Regions from separate parts of the Homo sapiens genome. Here regions 1, 2 and 4 are each linked to region 3. A link is a loop called in an ENCODE intact Hi-C map of the cell type or tissue named here. Cell type or tissue: heart left ventricle. All regions are shown on one strand. Each heading gives the region's core, and the rest is flanking DNA. Links, peaks and the distances in the headings are about the cores only. Region 1 overlaps LOC105376661 (a long non-coding RNA gene). Region 2 overlaps LOC105376661 (a long non-coding RNA gene). Region 3 overlaps CREB3L1 (cAMP responsive element binding protein 3 like 1). Region 4 overlaps DGKZ (diacylglycerol kinase zeta).

Region 1 (3,967 bases), core at 1,019-3,518, 180 kb after region 3:
GCCTTAGAGCCCACTTTCCATGAAGAAATAAAGAAACAAGGTTACAAAAACGACGGTATAGTTTTAATGTTTATATTGAATAAATTAATGCTTTTAACACCGAAAAACACAGTGCCACAAAAATGTTCTGTTCACAAGATAATTACAGGATTTATTAAAAATATTAATTCATGGTGCACTACAGGCAGTGTGCTGCAGAGCCAAGGGGCTGTGCCAACCTCCTCCCCTCCCACCACAGGCCCCCGAGGCTGGGGCGAGCAGGCTGAGGAAACTTAAGTGCAGCTGACAGCAGCCAAACGTGGGGTGTTGCTGCTTCTGAGGATTCCTGGGGAGTCCATCTTCCAGGGTTTGGTACCCGGTCCTTCTGAGCCAACTGCCCCTGCCCTGCAACGTACCTGATATACTTCCAACGAGGTCCCTCCTTCACTAATTCCACTTGACGTGGATTTCTACCATGGCAAGCAAAAGAACTTTGCCTGAAAGAACCTGCAGTCATCCCAGATTCTTTTTTTATGGAGACGAAGTCTTGTTCTGTTGCCCAGGCTGGAATGCAGTGGTGCGATTTCGGCTCACTGAAACCTCTGCCTCCTGAGTTCAAGCGATTCTCCTGCCTCAGCCTCCTGAGTAGCTGGGATTACAGGCATGTGCCACCATGCCTGGCTAAGTTTGTATTTTTAGTAGAGATGGGGTTTCACCATGTTGGCTAAGCTAGTCCTGAACTCCTGACCTCAGGTGATCCGCCCGCCTCGGCCTCCCAAAGTGCTGGGATTACAGGTGTGAGCCACCGCGCCTGGCCCCAGATTCTTATTTTTCAGGGGAGGTCGGTTTTTCCCTTTGTGACCAATTCCCCTCCCAGGGAGAAAGACAATTTTCAGCTTCCGTGGTCCCAGACTGCAGTGAGTTCATGCATATTCTCCCAAGGTGGAGGAAGATTGTTTAAAAGATGCTGAGTGGCAGGGAGAAGAATGTCACCTAAACATCCCTCTGCCACAGAAGGAGAGGTTTGGCTGAGCCTCAAGGACATAGGTTCAGACAAGGGCAGTCCCGGCTGCCTTACCGCGAGATGGAGTCATCTTCCTGGAGCTGGAGGATGTCACGGAGCTTTGGGATCCTCCTTCATCCTTCAAAGTGTCTCCTAGGGTGCGTTTGTCTTAAAACTAGCTTCAGAGGTGAGGGAAAGAAGGTGAGATGAGGAATTTGTCCCCAAGTGGTTTCTTGGCTGACTCTGCTCCCTGGTAAACTGGAACAGTAGTAGCTGGTTATGCTTATGATCTCATTTCTCTGTGGTTCCCAAGGTGCCTAGAGTGAGCCTTAAATAAAGTAGAATGCTGGCCGGGAGCAGTGGCTCACTCCTGTAATCCCAGCACTTTGGGAGGCCGAGGTGGTCGGATCACGAGGTGGGGAGATTGAGACCAGCCTGGCCAACGTGGTGAAACCCCGTCTCTACTAAAAGTACAAAAATTAGCTGGGCGTGGTGGTGCGTGCTTGTAATCTCAGCTACTAAGGAGGCTGAGGCAGGAGAATCGCTTGAAACCAGGAGGTGGAGGTTGCAGTGAGCCGAAATCACGCCACTGCACTCCAGCCTGGAGACAGAGCAAGACTCCATCTCAAAAAATAAAAATAAAATAAATAAAGTAGATGCCCATTAAACCTTTTGTGGTCCCCCTTGCTGCCAGCAAGACAAGGCCTTTGCCTCTTTGCTCAGGCAGCTCCAGAGGATTGCTCTGGGGCCCTCTTATCCTCCCATTCCTGAATTCATTCATTTAGTCAACAAATACTTCCTGAGCACCTGTTCTGTGCTAGGCTCAGTGTAGGTGCTGGGACTACAGGGGTGATAAATAAGATGGACATGACCCTTTCTTTCTTGGAACTTAGATCTTTCTGTCCACTTTTCACCCCTTCCCCCAAATATATATCAAATAAAAACACAGAAACTTAAGAGAGAATTTCTCCTGCCACATGACAGAATACCAAGCACATCGTTTCAGAGAGAGAGAAAGAGAGAAAAGGAGAAACTAGAAAGAAAACTCCCAGCTGTATGGGAGTCTCCCAGAACAAGGGTCCCATTTTTGTTACTCCTTGTTCAAAAATCTCATGTCCCCCACTCAGTACACACACACACATACGTATAATACATATGTTACTTGCACCGTTTACATTCATAACATGTACAGCTGGAGAGCAGCGAAGTCTGCCTCCCACATTTTACAGAACGGATTGGCAGCTGGGACTGAAGGCGATAGAAATAAGCTATTGATCAAGGGTTAAGAAAGTACTGCCACTGGGATCCTGTGATGCTTGCAAGCTGAGGGCAGCAGTAAAGTGCTACACAAATGCAATAACATTTATAACCCGAGGGCAAGTGCTTTGTACATGAAAATAAAAAGCTGATCCTCTGTCTAATTCTTTCCCCCTCCTTGGGCTGGGCTGGCCTTTGACAAGTGCATGAACAGGAGCCTAAGCGGGGTCACCTGGATGGGCTGATTTCTGACTCTCTGGGCCAGTGACTGGATCTGTTTTTCCCATGTTGGTGCCTTCTGGTGGTCTGGGAAGTTACCTACACATTTAAAGCTTCTCTGGGAGAAGCAGGGAAGCAGCCACATTCCACCACCCTGAGAAACCACTTAATGCCTTGGCCCCATGGGTCTTGCTTGGTTTGCTTTGCGGACGTTGTCTGCTCCTCTTGGGAGCTGAACTTTTCACTTGTATGGATGCTGGAAATCACTCTTTAGAGCTTCCTTCTGTGACATTTGTAAAGAGGAGAAATCCTATTTTTGGGAGAAATAGATAGAAAAGAGAGACAATTCTGGAGGTACTACAAAACAGTAAATGGACCATGATGACTGGACCCGAATAAGCCAGCTTTTTCCTCCAAAAGTCACCAGATCAGTGCTTCCTGACACGTGCCCCCAGAAACGCCAGTCCTGTAAGAGACACCATTAAAATGGGTCAAAATAAATTGAGACTCAAAATAAATTGAGAAAAAGCTTCCTCTTGGAGATTCCTATTGCATCTTTGCAATTTAAAGGCTCTGAGAAGCCCTGCAGTAAAGGAGTTTAACTTTGCTTAGCAGTATCTCCCAGATTTACTTGACTGCCAAACTATCCCCGCCCTTAAAACTTCTTTCATCCTTTCTCTTTTTATTACCTAATGCCTATTAACAACATACTTTAGGAAAGCACTTACAGAAGGATTTGATATTTTGCCTGCCATGTACTGTATGCCTTCATGTGCCTTCAAGACACTTTGCACGAATTATTTCTACCCACCAAAATAGCTCTGCCAATATTATTATCCTATTCTCATTTCACATCCTATCCCATCCTATTTCCTAGATAAGACATATGAGGCTAAGAGTGGATAAGTCACCTGTCCAAGGCCCCTCAACTAAGTAGTAACTTAGTGAAGATTCTTTTTTTTTATTTTTATTTTTTGAGATGGAGTCTCGCTCTGTTGCCCAGGCTGGAGTGCACTGGCATGATCTTGGCTCACTGCAACCTCCACCTCCCATGTTCAAGCAATTCTCCCGCCTCAGCCTCCCAAGTAGCTGGGATTACAGGCATCCACGACCATGCCCAGCTACTTTTTTTGTATTTTTAGTAGAGTGGGGTTTCACCATGTTGGCCAGGCTGGTCTCAAACTCCTGACCTTAAGTGATCTGCCCGCCTCGGCCTCCCAAAGTGCTGGGATTATAGACATGAGCCACCGAGCCTGATCAAACTTAGTGAAGATTCTAACCCAGGCCTTTCCAACTCCAAAACTCACATTTTCCATCATACCACACATCTTGTTATATAGGATGAAGACTGACTTCTTTTTTTGCCAAAGAGAAAATGAGTTGCTCTTCTTTGGAGACCTTTGTCTCAGGATCCATCCATTCTCCTCAAGGCCTTGCCTGGTTCATCTCAACGTAGTGCTACCCCACACTTCCTTCCTTGTGGCTCATGGGAATTCCCATTAGAAAGCA
Region 2 (3,967 bases), core at 660-3,159, 190 kb after region 3:
GAGCTTACGTGCCAGACTCACCCAAACCTTTACACATGTTATTTTGCTTAATCCAAACAACAGTCCTATTATTCTCCCCATTTAACAAATGAGAAGACTGAGGCACTTGAAGTAAATTGTCCAAGATCATACATCAAGTGGCAAATGGTGATATAACTTTTGCATTGGCAATCTGATTCCAATTTATCATTTTGCAATATCTCCATTTGATAATTCAAAATCACATTTGCATATCAAAGGCAATTACTATCTTGTCTGGGAAATCTCCACTGTGTTCTTTCAGATTCGTGATGCCCCTTTCTATCCCCGCGCCCCAATGATAAAACACGTTTATTACAGAATTCTCTAACCTTCGAGAACACCTCTGTATAGGTGTGTTAACTTTGTGAAAATTTACGAAAATGTACTTGTGATTTGTTCACTTCTCTTTATGAATGTTATACTTCAATTAAAGAGTTTATGTAAAAGATACTGTCAGATCCCTGAGTATCTCACCACCTGCACTCAGTTTTAGGACTGCAATGCAATTTGCCAGTGCTTTGCGGAAAGGTGAATTTTGGGATAACACCTAGTCATATTTAAATGTTTATGACTGGACAAACTGCTAGCTGGGCATGCTACGTCTGACCCCATGTGCTTTATGTAATACAGAGGTTGTAAAAAACTTATTAGAACATTATTTCAATGAGGGGAGAACCTTATGTTATTGTAAGAAACGTGTGCCCTAACTGATTTCACTTGGAAGACAGAAGGTTTTATATACTACAGTTTAAAGCTGCTTTCACTTGGTTGGAATTTGGGATGTAATATATTTCAAACAGGGTTTCACTCATATGGGTATACTAATTAGTTTTTCAGGTTTCCAGGTTTCAATGCTCACAGAAAAGAAACAATAAAAATAAAATACGTAATTGTGCAATGTGATACAAATTACCAAGGAACCAAAGTAATATTTATCAAGCACGTATGACACACATTATCTCATTTAACCTCCATAACAACTCTATAAAGTAATATGATTATTTCTGCATTTTGCACATAAGGAAACTGCCGCTTACAATAGCGCATCATTTGTCCAAGGTCAACCCGGGACTGTTTGATTCCAGTTTTACTAATTCCTCAAGAATAAGCCCTGCTAACTTCCCGTTAACTGCTTGGACCCTCCAAACAATCCAGTGAGGCCGAGTGCAGTGGCTCACACCTGTAATCCCAGCACTTTGGGAGGCCGAGGTGGGCGGATCACCTAAGGTCAGGAGTTCCAGACCAGCCTGGCCAACATGGTGAAACCCTGTCTCTACTAAAAACACAAAAAATTAGCCAGGCATGGTGGCGGGCGGCTGTAATCTCAGCTACTAGGGAGTCTGAGGCAGGAGAATCGCTTGAGCCTGGGTGGAAGAGGTTGCAGTGAGCCGAGATTGCGCCATTGTACTCCAACCTGGGCAACAAGAGCGAAACTCCGTGTCAAAAAAACAAAAACAAAACAATCCAGTCGATTAAGTATTATTATTTTCCCCATTTTGGGGGAGGAAATAGGTCCAGAAAGATAAAGTGTTTAGTTGGATATTTGCAGAACCCAGACTCACTCGCAGTTTCTCAGCCTCCAAATCTGGTAACACCTTACACTAGATAACACCATTGCTCAGGCCCACAGTGTAATTTATTTATGTTGATAATAGATATCAAAGACTAGACATTGAAGGTGGAAATAACAAGATGATAAAATTCTTTCAAATCCCTGGTCTTGGAAGAATATCCCTGTGATACATTTAGCAGTTCAGCAGCTTTAAGGCAGACATTTCTATAGCTCTAATTGCAGCCATTTTAGTTCCTAACAAACAGGTCCAGCCCAGGCCCCCAATCTGCATCAGTTACTTCTGGAAAAGGAGTCAGGATCTGCTTCTTGGAGGGTAGAGTCACACACATACAAATGCACACGTGAATCTCTCCATGGCGTTTAGTCTAGTTCTGTGGTTCTCAACCATCCCCTCCCAACGAACCCAACCCCAGTGCAGTTTTACACTCCTCCCACTGGACTCCACCCTCACCCTGTACACACCGGATATTTGGCAATGCCTGGAGATACTTTTGGTTGTCACAACTGTTGGGGAGCTGCTACTGGCCTCTAGAGGCCAAGGATGCTGCTAAAAGTCCTACAATGCCCCCTACAACAAAAAAATTACGTGGCCCAAAATGTCAATAGTGCTGAGGTTGAGGAGCCTTGGTCTAGTGAATGCTGTTAAACACACACACAACTGAAATTACTTAGGATTGAATTGACCTTGGAGATTATGGCAAAGTAATGAAATTGAAGGTATTCTCTAGAGTGGACTGTTTATCTACCAATATACATTTACAAGTTATATCTGACCCATTTCCAATTATGATTTTGGCTTACCACAAATGCACACACAAGACAGTTACAGTGAAGATTTTTCAAAAAGATCAGAAACCATCGAGACAGTGGGGAGAAAGAAAGTACATTCAACTTCTGCTAGTCACTGGGGATTTTCTGTCATAATTCTTTAAAAATCACATTGATATGTCTTCTCTACTTACTTAAGCACTTTGTTGGTACAAGCCAGGTTTTCATTTATTCCAGCCCAATAAGAATTAGAAAAAGAAGACTTGATGAATTCTAATATTTACCTTCCTGCCTCAGTGAAGAAATAGAACTCCCAGGTTTTCAGACAGAGTTCAAATCTTCTTTGGGCTGACCTTTTAAGAGATAATGAGGTTACTTTTCAGCCTGGAGCAGAAAACAGGACAGTGGTTGAGTGAAGTGGGAAGGGTGGCCGGGTTGGATGAGAAAGCCATCAATCAGTCCTTTCCAGGGGGGGTTTCATTGCTTTATTTGAAATACTGTCAAGTTCCAGAACATCAGAGAAAATCATATACATGTACAAAAATACCTTAATATCCATGGGTGTGGTTATGTGCTGTGCTAGTATAAAACTGTAAAATAAGAAAAATTCATTCTCTATTATAGTATATAAGGACTCTATAATAATATAATATGTAATGCCTATTACCTTTTTTCTATATTTACAGTGTATCTGCATTAGACTAATAGTGCAAATAGGAAGGAAGCTATTTTACTATTTTGAGTGGCATTTTACATTGTCCCATAGAACCCCAATATTAATATTAATTAAATCCTTTTTTTTTTTTTTTTTGGAGATGGAGTCTCGCTCTGTTGCCCAGGCTGTAGTGCAGTGGCGCAATCTCAGCTCACTGCAACTTCTGCCTCCTGGGTTCCAGCGATTTTCTTGCCTCAGCCTCCCGAGTAGTTGGGACCACAGGTGCCTGCTGCTACACCCGACTAATTTTTTGTATTTTAGTAGAGATGGGGTTTCACCATGTTGCCCAGGCTGGTCTTGAACTCCCAAGCTCAGGCAATTTGCCCGCCTCAGCCTCCAAGTGCTAGGATTACAGGCGTGAGCCACCGCGCCCGGCCTAATTAAATACTTTTTATTGAACAAAAGTTATTTAGATTCCTACCTCATATCTCGCACCAAAAAAAATTTTAAAGATAAATGTAGCAAAGTAAATGGAAAAAATAGAAACCATAAAAATACAAGAAGAAAATTGTAAGTAGTTTTCTAATCTTGGAGTTTGGATAACTTCTTGAAGCATAGAACAGGAGGCAGGAATATGTAAGAAAATACTAATTTGAGTACTTTTACAAAAATTTAAAACTGCACATTTGATATTTAATAACATTCAAGATTTGGGTTTTAACCTTTGTTCAGCAGTTTTTGTTTTTTCGTTTTGAGGCAGGGTCTCGTTCTGTTGTCCAGGCTGGAGTGCAGTGGTCCAATTGTGGCTCACTGCAGTAGCCTTTAACACTTTGGTTCAAGTGATCCTCCCACCTCAGCTCCCCACTAGTAGCTTGGATGGGGTCTTGCTATGTTGCCCAGACTGGTGTTGAATTCCTGACCTCAGGTGATCTTCCTGCCTCTGTCTCCCA
Region 3 (3,967 bases), core at 983-3,482:
CCCCACACTTGGCTTCTCTCTTATGTCTGGCTTCTGCCTGGACACTGGGGCTGGGGCAGGGCAGCCTCAGCCCAGGGAGCTGGCATGACAGGCGGGCACTCACTCTGGCTGGCCGTGTAGACGCCGTCTGCGGCCAGGGGGTCTTCCTTCACAGTCTGGGAGCCGGAGGAGAACTCGGGAAGGCAGGGCACGAGGGAGCCCAGCACCAGAACAAAGCACAAGGCTGCCACCTGGTAGCAAAGAGAGAGTGGCATCAGATCTGGGGTAAGGAGGGGCCACGGCCCTGACCACCCCACTCCTCCTCTCCCAAACCAACAGGCACAAAAGTCTTAGCGTTTTCCCAAGGAAGCAGCTGCTCCAGTCGACCACTCCCTCCTACATGTGGGGTCTCCTATCCTCTCTGGGGAAGGCAGGGACAGCCCAGGCCATCCCAGCCCATTGTAGGGGGGTCGCCACAGGCAGTGCTAGAAGTAAGAGGGAAGTGGCCAATGTGGAGTCCCCTTACGGGGTAGAGGAATCAGGAAAGGAAGGAATAGGTGCAGGTGGGGCTTGGGGCTGGGACGAGGGAGGGGGACACACCGCCACATCACGTTCTCAGCAGGATTCTGAGGAGCCTGGCTAGCGGGAGGTGCTGAGAGCCACGGAGCCCACACTACCCCTGCCCATAGCCTGGTTCTGCTGCCTGACAGCTCGAGGGTCTCGGAGGGCCGGGGCATGCTGAGCCAGGCGGCAAGAGACTGGCCATTTCCAGAAGAAGATAGAAGAGGGACTGGAAGAGGTCTGAAACACGCCCTGGGAGCCTTCCGGGTTTCCAGGGGTTTCCTCAGCCTTTTCACTGCCATCTGTTCCAGAAAGAACCATGTCCGTTCTTCCCTGAGTCTCCCCAAGCCCTTCCCTGCACAAGGCCTGTGGAAGCCGCCTCCTCAAGGAACCTGCCCAGCTGTCCCCTAGCTGGGGCCACTGGAGTCACCTACACATCTACACTGTGTTAACCAGTCGGGGACCGGTGTGAGGCAGAAGGCACCATGGGCTTGGAGAAGGAGTCTGGAGTCTGCTAGAACCAGCCCACCAGGCGCCAGGATGGTGTACCCTGGGACGCTGCCCACGATGTTACCGATCCTTAAAGCTCTGCCCAACCCTGGAAAAAGCCAGCCTTGGGAAGAACTCTCCTCCTGTGGGTCTGTGGTGGAGGGAGCCACACCTACCATGAGGCAGGTCCCAGTCTGGGTGGCGGCCATCTTGTAAGGTCTGGAGATCTTGTTGGTGACCAGAGTCTGGAGTTTCTGCAGCTGCTGGAGCAGGGTCCTGAGGAGGGCACAGCAGTCAGCTGGCAGGCTTTGACCCCGCAGGCATCTCTGCCTCCTGGAGCTCTCCTAGGGGGCTGGCTCCAGACTTGGCCTCCACGCCAGGTGCCCGTTTCAGTCAAGATAGGAAAGGTCACCTCCTGCGTGGCTCCTCTGCAGAGTGGCCTGGCGCCTGGGGCCTGCCTCATGGTGACTGGCTGGGTCACCTTGTGGAAGCTCAGGCCTGCCCTGTGATGCTCCTGGCCAAGGGGGTTGGAGGAGGGAAGGCCTGCCCCCAGCTGCACAGATGCCAGCCTTCTTTTGCTTAACCGACACCTGCCACAGTTTCACTGACCTTCCCTCCCTGGCACCCCCAGCACCCTGAGCTGATAAGAAGGAGCTGTTTGGCACAGTGCCTGGTATGTAGTGAGTGTCTAGTAAATGGTAGCTATTGTTTTTGTTAGGTTTTTTGTTTTGTTTTGTTTTGAGACAGAGTCTCGCTCTTTCACCCAGGCTGGAGTGCAGTGGTGCGTTTGCGACTCACTGCAACCTCCGCCTCCGAGGTTCAAGTGATTCTCCTGCCTTAGCCTCCTGACTAGCTGAGACTACAGGCGTGCGCCACCATGCCGGCTAATTTTTGTATTTTTAGTAGAGACGGGGTTTTGCCAGGCTTGTCTGGAACTCCTGACCTCAGGTGATCCACCCGCTTCGGCCTCCCAAAGTGTTGGGATTACAGGCATGGGCCACCGTGCCCAGCCATTTTTGCTTTATTGCTGTGTTTGCTTTTATCACGGCACTTCGTTTATTTATATATCTCCACATCAGTCTCCTTTATTAACTGTGGCCTCCCTGAGGGTGAGGACCGGGTCCCACTCAGCGTGGAATCTTCTGGGTGCATACAGAATGCGTTCAGCACAGGCTTGGTGGGCAAATGTTTAATCTCTCTCCACCCAAACGGGCACGTAGGGGTTGCAGTTCCCACAATGTACAGCAGGTGGCGAAATAACTACAAGGGCTTGGACCTACTTTGGGCCAGAAAGGAACCCCAGCCAGAGACAGAGGGGTGGGGTGGGGGGTCAGGTGGGATTCTCCAGGCCAATCAGGGAACAGAGGAGTGGCTGGATCCCGCTGGAGAAGCTGGGGGAGAAGGAAGGAAAGAAGGAAAAAGTCTTGTGTTGAGCACCTGCTGCATACCAAGGCTGTTGTCTAGGTTATTGTAATTAATCCCAGCAAATAATTATTAAAGACCTACCACAGGCTCATGGCTGGGCACTATCAGGAATTTGGAATGAAAATAATGGTGGGGTGTGGTGGCTCACGCCTGTAATTTCAGCACTTGTGGGAGGCTGAGGCAGGAGGATTACATGAAGTCAAGAGTTCAAGACCAGCCTGGCCAACATAGTGAAACCCTGTCTCTACTAAAAATACAAAAATTAGCCGGGTGTGGTGGTACACGTCTGTAATCCCAGCTATTTGGGAGGCTGAGGCATGAGAATTGCTTGAACCCAAGAGGCGGAGGTTGCAGTGAGCCGAGATTGTGCCACTGCACTCCAGCCTGGGCGACAGAGCAAGACTGTGTCTCAAAAAAAAAAAAAAAGTAAATAAAAATAAAAAAGTAAAAATAATGAAAGAAGGCCAGGTGCAGTGGATCACACCTATAATCCCAGCACTTTGGGAGCCAAAGCAGGAGGTATGCTTGAGTCCAGGAGCTGGAGACCAGCCTGGGCAACACAGCAAGACCACGTCTCTACAAAATACTTAAAATTAGCCAGGGGTGGTGGTGTGCGCCTGTGGTCCTAGCTACTTAGGAGGTTGAGGGGGGAGAATCAGGAGTTTGAGGCTGCAGTGAGCTATGATCACCCCACTACGCTCCAGCATGGGCAACAGAGTGAGACCCTATCTCAAGAAAATAAATAAATAAAAATAATGAAAGAAGAATAAAAGCTAACATGAATTGCACATTTCTAAATGCCAAGCATCAGGCTGGATCCTTTATTCGCAGGATCTTATTAATACCCTCACATCCATCCTATGAGATAATGTTTCTTTTCTTTCTTTTTTTTTTTTTTTGAGACAGAGTCTCACTCTGCCACCCAGGCTGGAGTACGGTGGCACCATCTCAGCTCACTGTAACCTCTGCCTCCCGGGTTCCAGTGATTCTTTTCCCTCAACCTCCTGAGTAGCTGGGATTACAGGCATGCACCACCACATCCGGCTAATTTTTGTATTTTTAGTAGAGATGGGGGTTTCACCATGTTGGCCAGGCTGGTCTCGAACTCTTGGCCTCAAGTGATTTGCCCGCCTCCGCCTCCCAAAATGCTGGGATTACAGGCGTAAGCCACTGTGCCTGGCCCTATGAGATAATGTTTCTATCATCCCCATTTAGACGAAGAAACAGGGGCCCAGAGATATTTAACGATTTCTCCAGAGTCACAAAAATGGCAGAGCAGCGTAAGAACCCAGAGCTGTGACTTGACGTGGCTGCTACCTGCCAGGCACTGTCCTGCTGTCTCTATACTCCTGTTTCTCAAACTTCATAGTACATGTGAATCACCCAAGGACCTTGTGAATGTGCAGTTTTTAGCTCAGTAAGTCTGGAGAGAGTTCTGAAATTCTGCATTTTTTTTTTTGAGACAGAGTCTGGCCCAGGCTGGAGTGCAGTGGCACAGTGTCAGCTCACTGCA
Region 4 (3,967 bases), core at 301-2,800, 52 kb before region 3:
GCAACCTCCACCTCCCGAGTAGCTGGGATTACAGGTGTGCATCACCACGCCTGGCTAATTTTTGTGATTTTTAGTAGAGATGGGGTTTCACCATGTTGGCCAGGCTGGTCTCAAACTCCTGACCTCAGGGTGATCCACCTACCTCGGCCTCCCAAAGTGCTGGGATTACAGGCATGAGCCACCGCACTCGGCCGCATCCTTTCTTCCTCGCCCTCTGGCACTCCCGACCCGGGCACACGCAGCCAGCCTGGTCCTCACACGCAGACTTGCACTGCCTGGCCCCTGGAGACCTTTAGCTAATTTGTGGAACCCTAGGTCGATTTCCACCTTAAATGATGAGTGTACAGTGCTTGGGGCTGCATTTCTATTTCCCTTCTCATAACTGTCCCTACTTCAGCCTTATTAGAGGTATAAGGAAGCCTCACTTTACAATTCAGAGGCTGGGGAAAGCAGCCTGTGTGAGCCTGCCTGAACCACTCCTAGTCTTACAGTCTCTCCCGTATGATGGCCTGGGTTTCTGCAGGCTGGGAAGCGCTGCCCCTCCATGCGAACCCTTCTGCCCCTGGCCTTGACCCGTCTGCCCAGTGCTGCCTCCACCTCTAGAAGCACAGTGCCCAGACATGCCCCCAGCTGCAAATGCACAGTGGACAATGGCCCTTGGGGAAAGGTCTCCACAGAGGCAGGGTGTAGCCACAGCTGAGTTATGAAGCTTCAGCAAATCAATGGCCTCTTCTAAGCACTAGTTTGGACATGGTGAAATGGTACAAGGGCCACCATTCGTCAATTCATTCCATTGAGTGATATTCAACGAACCCACTAGGCGCCAGGTTTGTTCCAGGCAGTGGGGATACAGCAGCTAATCAGTGAGGAGCCAGGATTCGAACGCAGGCATTTGGCTCCAGGGTCCTTGACTCTTCACCCCCGAGTGCTGGGTCACTCCTGGCAGGCCGTTTGTATAACATGTGGGTGTGAGTGCGCGCTGAAAGGGCCTCAGCACCCAAAGGGCAGGGGCGGGCAAAGCTGAGCTACCCACCCACCTTCTCCAGCTGCTCGATGCAGGGCGTGTGCACCACAATCTTGCAGGCTGCGCACTTTCTTCGAGACACTGACTTCTGCTGCAGGACAGGAAGAGAGGGCCCCTGAGGCACCAGGTAAGTCTATCTCGGAGGCTGCCTGCCCCAGCACAGCTGCCCTTTGTGTGCACTGGGAAGCCCCAGTCCTGGCATCCGGACAAAGCCCCTGCACCCCTCACCATCCTGGGGCGGCCCACAGCAGGGGTGCCAGGGAGCGGGCTCAATCCCACGTTCCCGGAAGGGCTGCGGCTACTGGCTCCACCAGCAGGGGGCGGCGTGCCCCTACGAGCACTCACCAGCATCCTGGCTACACAGTACTGCTCCCCAACGTAGCAGAAGTCCCCGGACACGTTGGTCTCGAACCAGATGTGCTCCCCATATGTCGCTGACTCCTAGCCACGGGATGGGCTTGCTCAGCACACGCTGGCCGCCCAGCCCTCCCTCCCATCAGCCCCCGCCCACCCGCCCTCTCCCAAGACAAACCCACTCCAGCGCCCCGATCGACCCTGCTCTGTTCCGTCTGCCCCACTGTCCCAACCCTTCCAGGCTTGGCTCTCCCAGCTGCCTTTAGTGCCTCCACCCGCCAGCTGCGCCTTGGCCAAGAGCCCAGAGGGTCTGGGACCCAGGGGTGTTCAGGCACTCACGCTCCAGTCCACTGTACTCCGGATCTGCCGCTCTGACTCGCTGCACGGGGCCCCAGGGGTGGGCGGAGGGGGGGCCAGGTGCTGGAGGCCCGACTTGGTGATGGCTTTCCTAGAGAGGAGAAGACAGCTGAGGAGGGGGCTGAGCACTTGCTGACCCTACTTCCTCCCACCTCCTGGGGCCTCTGCCCTTTCCGTGACCTCGGCAACAGGGAGGGCGGAGGAGCCTCCCAGCAGCCCCAGACACTAAGAGGCTCCCTGCAAGAGACATGGCCTTTTGGGGTACGCTGGCTTCAGGGTACTGCCCAGAGTGTTCCCAAGTGGGGAACCCTCAGCCAGGCAGAGCTTCAAGGCCCATGCCCAGGCCAGACCCACAGGAGGTCACACCACTCGCCCTGCTGGCCACAGCTATACCTACGCGAGCAGGGCGCTCCAGGCCTGGGGTCCGGCCGCCTTGCGCCGTAGGGCTACCTGGCGCCTGCGGGACAGTGGGCGCACACGGGTGGGCAGCATGGTGCCGGCGGTGGTGCCTGAGGCTCTTCGGCCCCCAGGGCCAGGGTGCTGGCCTGAGGGCCGCCGCTGGCTGAGGCGCCGATAGTAGCCGTGCAGGCCCCAGAGAGCGTGGTCATATACGGCATCCGCGGGGAGCAGGTGGGAGGAGGCTCGGCGCAGGTAGCGGGGTAGGGGCAACAGCGGCTGGGCGCCCCGAGGTGGGGGTGGCCCTGGTGTCTTGGTGCCTGGCTGGATGGCGCTCGATGCCTCGGCTACCACATCCTCCTGGACACCCTCCTCCTCATTCATGCCCACAAGCCCGGTCAACAGCAGGGGTGCACCCAGAAGCTGGGCCCCCACGGTGGTAGGCTGTGGAGTGAGCACCTTATCCACGATGAAGCGGGGGTTGCAGGAAGGGGGCACAGTGCTGGAGCGCCGGCGGCTGGAACCCTGGGCCCTCACCCCGCAACTCAGGAGGCAGCCCTGGAGCTGGGCGCTGGAGCGGCGCCGCTGTGCCAGTGAGGAGGAGGCCTGCCCAGCGGGGGAGCGACGCCGGGCCTTGCCTGTGGGCAGCCCCACGCTGCTGGGCCGCTGCTGCCCCTCTCCAGGGCCTGGCACCTTCCCCCGGAAATGTCTCCTAAAGAAAGTCTCCATGGCAGGCGGTTGGCTGTTGGGCACAGAGACCGGGAGCATCAGGAGCTGGATCAGGCCACGGTCTGTCCTGTGTCCGGGAGCCCATTCACAGCCTCTGCCCCATGAGAAGGGAAGCAACCAGGAGCCCATTCACAGCCTCTGCCCCATGAGAAGGGAAGCAACCCCTGAGGGAGGGAGGGGTCACTGCAGCCTCTGACCTCCATGTGAGGATCCCAGGGGTGCTCAGGGGAGCCCACGTTTACAGCTGTTGGGGCACTGATGCTCTCCCCCATTGCACCCTAGGGAGCCCTGGAGTCCCAGGGAGGTGGGTGCTTCAGGCTACCCCTTCTTCCCCCATCCAGGCACCAGAATCTACAGAGCTCTGGGCCTAAAGGCCTCCACCTGCCCTGCCGGAAGCTGATGGAAAAGAAAACAAAAAGAAAATGGGGAGTCGGTCTGCCTGGATGGACGGTGGGGCCCAGGGCAGGGCTTCCCACTTGCTGGGCCTTTGTTTTGCCACCAACATGGTGGGGGCAGGTTAGGTGTCCCCTCATGGGACATGGAGCAAACCAAGCTATAACAAAATGAGGCTCTCTGCAAAGGAACTTAATCCTGACAGGACCCCCAGAGTCTCTCAGCCCATAGCCTTGGGGTCAGGCTGAAGGTGACTCCTGGAAATAGAGAGGGTCTAATGTGTAGCTCAGGGGAGACCAGGTCTCAGGGAACTGGAGAGTCACTGTCTGGCTCTCCTGGGAGAGAGGCTGCTCAGTCTCCCTTCACACCCAGGGGGCCGTGACAATAGGCTTGGGCCAAAAGCAAAGCCTTCTGGATTCTGGGTGTGTGCGTGCCTGTATGTCTGAAGTGCTGATGGTAAGAACTTTCTGGTGCTCGACTGCTCTGTCTCACCTTTCTGAAGGGACAAAGTACGGATACCCCAGGGTGAAGCTGGGTGATGCCGGGAAACCCTTCTGACTCTGCTCCTGATGGAGCCTGTGACTGCACATTCTTCTGCGGCCCTGATGCTGGAAGCCCCCATACTCACAATTCCAAACGCTGCACAGCCCAGAGCTCCCTCCTGCAGGCAGGCAGGAGCTGTGGGCATCATCCTAGCTCCCACCTGGACCTGGC

What was found. A loop is a pair of places that touch in the nucleus more often than their neighbours do. Peaks named below come from ENCODE experiments on the same cell type or tissue, not always from the same donor. Only the 100,000 strongest peaks of a DNase experiment are listed, where the experiment ranks them.
Region 1: a loop joins it to region 3, with 2.5 times the contacts of the local background. A loop is called at or near these places in 32 of 110 quality-filtered maps.
Region 2: it touches region 3 in a loop (4-fold over the local background); 34 of 110 quality-filtered maps call a loop at or near these places.
Region 4: a loop joins it to region 3, with 7 times the contacts of the local background. A loop is called at or near these places in 5 of 110 quality-filtered maps.

The regions. Positions count from the first base shown.
Region 1 is chr11:46,133,337-46,137,303 of GRCh38, reverse strand. It overlaps LOC105376661 (a long non-coding RNA gene), which reads right to left. Exons shown (of 3, transcript XR_931252.4): 3 at 126-2,924. Among named protein-coding and RNA genes, the nearest start is that of PHF21A, 14 kb to the right of the region's middle. In heart left ventricle, for the core only: no CTCF peak of the experiment used is centred there; no DNase peak of the experiment used is centred there.
Region 2 is chr11:46,125,458-46,129,424 of GRCh38, reverse strand. LOC105376661 (a long non-coding RNA gene) reads right to left here. Exons shown (of 3, transcript XR_931252.4): 1 at 2,647-3,967. Among named protein-coding and RNA genes, the nearest start is that of PHF21A, 6.0 kb to the right of the region's middle. In heart left ventricle, for the core only: a CTCF peak has its summit at 2,114 (motif pointing left); no DNase peak of the experiment used is centred there.
Region 3 is chr11:46,313,624-46,317,590 of GRCh38, reverse strand. It overlaps CREB3L1 (cAMP responsive element binding protein 3 like 1), which reads right to left. Exons shown (of 12, transcript NM_052854.4): 9 at 1,206-1,305; 10 at 104-230. Among named protein-coding and RNA genes, the nearest start is that of DGKZ, 32 kb to the left of the region's middle. In heart left ventricle, for the core only: a CTCF peak has its summit at 2,259 (motif pointing right); DNase peaks (open chromatin) are centred at 1,490 and 2,318; H3K4me3 peaks cover 76 bases; H3K27ac peaks cover 1,110 bases.
Region 4 is chr11:46,365,150-46,369,116 of GRCh38, reverse strand. It overlaps DGKZ (diacylglycerol kinase zeta), which reads right to left. Exons shown (of 31, transcript NM_001199267.2): 2 at 1,718-1,826; 3 at 1,370-1,465; 4 at 1,038-1,112. Among named protein-coding and RNA genes, the nearest start is that of MIR4688, 9.3 kb to the left of the region's middle. In heart left ventricle, for the core only: a CTCF peak has its summit at 1,336 (motif pointing right); DNase peaks (open chromatin) are centred at 1,336, 1,696 and 2,726.